Regions from separate parts of the Homo sapiens genome. Here region 1 is linked to region 2. The links are chromatin contacts, found by Hi-C or POLR2A ChIA-PET in ENCODE. All regions are on one chromosome and are shown on one strand. Each heading gives the region's core, a stretch centred on a gene start or an enhancer-like site at or near the end of the contact. The rest is flanking DNA. Distances are from core to core; before and after follow the strand shown. Region 1 holds the start of LETMD1 (LETM1 domain containing 1). Region 2 holds the start of BCDIN3D-AS1 (BCDIN3D antisense RNA 1).

What was found. Hi-C counts contacts between places; a loop is a spot of excess contacts on that map. ChIA-PET counts read pairs that join two places held with the same protein, here RNA polymerase II (POLR2A). Pooled maps may share reads with other maps.
Region 1: a pooled map shows a loop between it and region 2 (5-fold over the local background). The contact joins the promoter of LETMD1 here to the promoter of BCDIN3D-AS1 in region 2. A Hi-C loop is called at or near these places in 1 of 50 pooled maps. POLR2A ChIA-PET finds 5 or more read pairs at or near these places in 2 of 52 experiments (A673 and CD8-positive, alpha-beta T cell).

The regions. Positions count from the first base shown.
Region 1 is chr12:51,047,043-51,050,000 of GRCh38, forward strand. LETMD1 (LETM1 domain containing 1) reads left to right here and starts at 1,285. Exons shown (of 9, transcript NM_015416.5): 1 at 1,285-1,436; 2 at 1,992-2,143. The coding sequence starts at 1,315. RefSeq lists enhancers at 560-679, 730-809, 900-1,169, 991-1,529, 1,280-1,329 and 1 more.
Region 2 is chr12:49,827,097-49,830,282 of GRCh38, forward strand. It overlaps BCDIN3D-AS1 (BCDIN3D antisense RNA 1), which reads left to right and starts at 1,447. Exons shown (of 3, transcript NR_027501.1): 1 at 1,447-1,648; 2 at 1,839-1,987. It overlaps NCKAP5L (NCK associated protein 5 like), which reads right to left and starts at 1,317. Exons shown (of 13, transcript NM_001037806.4): 1 at 1,226-1,317. RefSeq lists enhancers at 726-775, 1,191-1,769, 1,770-2,348 and a silencer at 1,036-1,445.

The DNA.
Region 1 (2,958 bases), core at 35-2,534, 1.2 Mb after region 2:
ATAAATATTCATATATATCCAAGAGGACTGTTAATTCTTGGAGGCAGTTAAGTACCACTTCTGGGAATCCTTCTTAGTTTCAAGTATGAATCTATTCAAACATGTTTACTGAACACCTACTATGTGCTAAGTAAGGCACCTAGTGTTGGAGGTGCAGCAATGAACAAGGCAGAGAAGATGCTTACCCTCATTCTAGTTCAGGGAGCTGTCAAACAAGGACACAAATACATAAACACTGTAAGTGACAGATGCTACAAAGAAAATACAAGGCCGGGTGCAGTGGCTCACGCCTGTAATCCCAGCACTTTGGGAGGCCAAGGCTGGCGGATCACTTGAGGCCAGGAGTTGAAGACCAGCCTGACCAACATAGTGAGATCCCGTCTCTACTAAAAATACAAAAATTAGCCGGGCGTGGTGGCGGACGCCTGTAATCCCAGATACTCGGGAGGCTGAGGCAGGAGAATCGCTTGAACCCGGGAGGCGGAGGCTGCAGTGAGCCAAGATCGCGCCACTGCACTCCAGCCGGGGCGACAGAGCAAAACTGTCACAAAAACAAAACAACAAAACAAAACAAAACAGAGTAACATGAGAATAAGTGTGAAGTGTGTCCTTTTCGCCGGCACTGCTTCAGATAGGGTGGTCACAGAAATCCTCTCAGAATAGTAACATTTAAGTTGAGACAGAGCTTGGTCTTCGGTAGGTGCTTAACGAAAACCATTTTCCCACAAACTTAGTTCTGGAAACGACAAAGAGAGGAAAAAGTGTACTCAGTCCGCACAGGGGCCGCTCCCAGGCCTCCAACCTTCGCCGCCAGACTGACTGGAAAGTGGACAGTTCCCGGCCTATCCACGCCGGCACCATTAGAGGGCGCCGCGGGTCCTCCTAGCCCCAGGCACTGGCAAACTGACATCTGCTACCTAACAGTCGAGGCTCCGACGCCCCGAGTCCAGGCAGAGGGCAAGGGCGGCGCTGGGAAGCCCTGAGGCCCTAAGGAATCGCGGAGGGTCACTGGGCGCCTCAAGGACAGGGTGCCCTCCGCGTCGCAAACCCACACCAGTGGCATAAGAACTCGCTCCCTCTGGGACACCCTGTTTCCGGCGCCTTTAAACCTGGAAGTACTGCTGTGTCCAATCCTGGCCCTCCTTCCGCACTTAGTCTTTGAGTCCTTCCCTCTCCTGGCTTGTGCTGGAGCCAAGCAGGCTATGGCTACCAATCAGCGCTCAGAAAAGACGCATGCGTCTTCGAACGAACGCGACGTACGGTTAACTTTGACCCAAAGACAACCTCTTCTCTCCCGCTTCTCTCGCTGTGAAGATGGCGCTCTCCAGGGTGTGCTGGGCTCGGTCGGCTGTGTGGGGCTCGGCAGTCACCCCTGGACATTTTGTCACCCGGAGGCTGCAACTTGGTCGCTCTGGCCTGGCTTGGGGGGCCCCTCGGTGAGGGACCTGTAGCGAGAAAAGCATTTTTGACGTCCAGGCTCTTTCAGTGTCTCAACCTTGCTTGCATTCTGTCTCTTAATTCTCAGAGTTCCACGCCTTGGCCCTGGAATTTTTATTCTTCTGTTCAGGATTCAAACTCCGATCCCCACTAGTGACCCGGCTTCCTGACCCTCTGTACTCTCAGTGCCCCATATTGTCTGGTTTCCCCGCGTGTCCTGAGCTCATCTTTCAGCCTCACTTTTTCGGCTCAGGTTTTACCGCTGCTATCTCGATTCCACCTCTTTCTGACTTAGCCTGCAGTTCAAATTGTCCCACAGGCATTGCGCTCTCTCCAGAGGCATACCCTGAGTTACTTTCCTGCCTGGCCTTTGCCTGATTTGTGTTTCACAGTCTGATTGCCTATCTCTTCTTGACCCCAAGACCTTCCTTGGATTTCAGAAGTGTCAAGCCTTGGGATACAATCTCCGAGACTCCTGCTTTACATTAGGGACTCAAGGCGTGAGGGAGCTTCTAGGACTGATTCCCAGATAGTCTCTTTGATCTTCCTTGTAGGTCTTCAAAGCTTCACCTTTCTCCAAAGGCAGATGTGAAGAACTTGATGTCTTATGTGGTAACCAAGACAAAAGCGATTAATGGGAAATACCATCGTTTCTTGGGTCGTCATTTCCCCCGCTTCTATGTCCTGTACACAATCTTCATGAAAGGTAAAAACGAAACTACAATAGAAATTCCGGAATCAGCTCTTGGGCAGGGTCAAAGAGTTAGCATAAATAAGATCATTTGCAGGTTCTGCTATGGGGATGTGAGCCGAGATATCTTATATTTCATAAATGCCTGCGCCTTAAACTAATTCCTATAAATTAGCACTTCTTGAGAATGTTTCTAGAAAGATGTTATGAGAAACAACTTATGACAGCAACATGAGGGAGGGAGAATATAGGTATGTTCTCGTACTTTCTTAACCACACACCTGGCTATAGTAGAAATTTTTTGCCTTGCACACGGCAGGGATCTGTGGCTGTATAGACCTGCCCTGTGATGTATCAGTTGACTTACCCATAGGAAAATGAGGTCTAACCCTTGTTATGAATCTATATTAGGTAGTATGTTGTAGTGGCAATAGCCCTACATAATACTTGGTTTCTAAATGTTTTGTTTCAAATCAGAGATCCTTAGTTACTAGGAGAAGATATGTATCGTGTCAAGTGTCTACTCTGGAGCCAGATTGCCTGATTCAAATCCCAGTTCGTCACTGTGCGATTGGACTAATTAATTAACCCCTCTTTCCTTGGTTTTCTTATGTGTAAAATGGGAGTAATGGAACCTACCTATTTATCACATGATTGTGAAGACTTTAAAAATTGATACATGTAAAGTACCTAGAACAGGTCCTGATCCCTAGTAAGTGCCAAGTAAATGTTAACTTATTTTCATCTAAATGTTACCTAACAGTATTATAAGTTGGTGCAAAAGTAATTGCGGCTTTTGGCTTTCAGTGGCAAAAACCACAATTGCTTTT
Region 2 (3,186 bases), core at 197-2,696:
GGCGTAATGTCTGCAAGGGAGGGTCTGCAACAAGGCAAATGGGCTATGTTCATTTTCCCCGAAAGTACTGACCACAAAACGGTAAGGCATTGACACTCTTTCTACTGCTCCCCAGGCCACCCCTGCCCGGGCCACTTCCTCTGGCTGACCATTGTGCTTAAGAAGGAGGACCCATGACAGACGCGGAGAAGTGGGAGGGAGGGATTGCCTCTACAGCCAGAGAACTCCTTAGCCCAAGACCCCCAGCTCCTCAGCAAGGCAGGCCTTTAAGAAGTAGCAGCTGGACAGACTAAGTGGACTCAGCTGATCCAGCCCTGGGATGCCTGGAAAACCAGGCCTGTGGGAGGTGAGGGCCCTCTGTGCCCTTGGGGCCGTGCCAGGACTGGAGATAACGCGGGACCTTGGGCCCAGGACAGGGAGAGGGGAGCTAGGATCCGGGCAGCCGCTTTCTTAGTTGGGCTAAGCCAGGGAAGCGTCGGGCACAGATGAATTCTCTGCATTCTTCTGGCACCGCAGCCAGCACCCAGAGGGCCTTTTCTGCAGACGCTGCCCTGTCCCTGCTCCCTGCCCAACCAACCCTTCTCCCTCCCTTAGCTTCTCTTCAGCGTGCAGCCCACCAGGTCCTTCCTCCTTCCCGCAGCCCCTCAAAGCCTTTGAAGGGGCTGTTCTCTAGGAGACCCGGTCTTTCCGCCTCTCCCCGCCTTCCCCAGGCCCTACCGCCCCAGGCCACGGGGAATGGGAAGGAGTGCGAAAGGGAGCCCCAGGCTCGTCTCCGCGCCTGCGCTTTGGGGAGAGAGCCCCTCCCCCCGCAATAACCCGGCACCGCTAAGCGGCACCCGGACGGTGGGATGCGGGTTGGGTGGGGTGAGCAGCTGGGGCAAGGTCAGTGCTTTCAAAGAGGGAGGGGAGCCCGGCCCCCGGAACATCCCCCACTCCCGAAAGTTTCCCTTCCGGGGCCACGGAGTGTGCGCGAGGATGGCGCGGGGGGCGGGAGGGGGTGGGGTGGGGGTGCACAGAGTCGCAGCCGGACCCCCGAGGAGGGTGCGGCTGGAGGGAGGGACGGAGGGGCGGGCAGCAGGGTTTGGGCAGGAAGCCGCGACGCCCTCTCCGACTCTGTACTGCCACGAGAGCCTTACCCTCCACACCCCACTCCCCCCGGCCCGGAGCTACAGATCGCCCCCCCGCACTCGCCGCCCTTTCAATCCCAAGTAGACCCAGAACTCACCGAAATCAGGTGTTGAGCTGGGCCAGGGCAGGCCGGATCCGCCAGGTCCATGGCCGCGGCTTGGGGGCGGGGGGCAGAGAAAGGGGGGTGCCGGAGCCGCCTCCTGATGTCAAGGCTTTAAAGGGGCCGGGGAGCCCCGCCCCTGGCCCTGACCCCGCCTCCCTCCTCCCTAGCAGCCAATCCACGTTCAGCCTGGATGCGCGCCCCTCCCAGCCCCCTCCAGATGTTCCCAGGACGCGAGCTAAGTCTGCCCGGCCGGCGCGCGCCGCTTCCGCTTTGGTGGGAAGGACCTCCCTTCCCCCTTATAGAAACACTTTCTCCAGGCCGGGCCGGGCTTGGTAAACCTCAGCCGTGCCTGGGTAGAGGACGCCGGGCTGGGCCGAGCGGGGGTGGAATGAGGGCGTCTAGAACAGAGAAAACTAAGTAGGTGCGCGCGGGCCCACAGGCATGCGCGTTTGCTTCTGTGGGGCTGGGCGTGCACGTGTATGTGTGGTTGTGAGCGTCGGTGTTTGTAATTTGCTTTTCTGCATACGTGTTGGGTGTAAATCCATGGGGGAAAGGCTTGAGTGCCTCTTTGGCCTTAAATGCTCCCGCCTCTCTCTTCCTTCTCCAGGATGGGGTCGTCCCCCCAGTAATCTGGAAAACAGTTACAGCAACAGGCTCCTCTCATCAGACGGCAGTGCTGGTCGTTTCCTCACTGGTTTGCGGGGAAGGCTGGGCAGAAAAAGGATGCAACCTTGTTCTCAACCACTTGCTATCTCGGTGAGGATGAGGAAAAGCAAACAGCCCATCCAGGCCCCTGCAGAGCCTCAGAGCTTCAATATCATTCCCATTAGTCCTTAATTAAACACCTATTTGCCCTTGCCTAAATACCGTATAACCCTCACAGCCTGCATTGTAGTGACTGCCCCAGAAATGTAGGTTCTCACCTGGGTTCTGCAGGGAAATACGAAGGAATCCCTAGGTACAGTCTCCGCCTACTTCATTAAAATTTCTTTTGTTGCGAGTATACAAAGGATGCAGCTTAGAGTATCATATTAGTCCAATAAAGGAACATAAAAAGTAAGGCAAGTTAGGGTGCTCAGATTGGCTAGGATTAAGAGTTCTTTTCTGAAGGAGGTTTATTTAAATACGGAATTTGAAGGGCAGAGAGAGCTTGAGTAGGGTCCAGGCAGGGTAAAGGCCACAAGGAGATTCAGATAGGAAAGAGCAAATTATCTGCGTGGGACCGTGAGCAGATCACCGTGGTACGTTGGGAAGTGGGAGAAATTAATGGAGGAGGTTTCTTATGGAGGAGAGCAGAATAAGGATATGGATGTGACAAGACATAAGATAAAGAAGTCATTTTGGGTTCTTGAGCATAGAGGTAGTTTGATGAAAAGAGTGCCCAAGGACAGCTATTACTGGAACCTAAAAGATGTCTTGATGGGTACCCCCACCAGCTTTCTCATTTTTTTGCTTAAAAAATATTTTATTCTTTTCTTTTCTCTGAGATGGAGTCTCACTCTGTCCCAGGTTGGACGGAGTGCAGTGGCACAATCTCTGCTCACTGCAACCTCCACCTCCTGATTTCAGGTGATTCTCCTGCCTCAGCCTCCCAAGTAGCTGGTATTATAAGAGTGCACCACCACACCTGGCTAATTTTTGTATTTTTAGTAGAGACGGAGGCTTCACCATGTTGGCCAGGCTGGTCTCGAACTCCTGACCTCAGGTGATTTGCCCACCTCGGCCTCCCAAAGTGCTAGGATTATAGATGTGAGCCACCATGCCCGGCCCTTAAATTATTCTTAACGTGCAATAAAATGCACACATCTTAGGTGCTTTGTTTGGTGAATTTCAAAATATACACCTATGTAATTAACACCCAAAACAAGATACTGAACCACCACCCTATAAAGTTCCCTCATGCCCCTTTATAGTTGATCACCCCACACCCACCACCACCCTCCCCTGGCAACTTC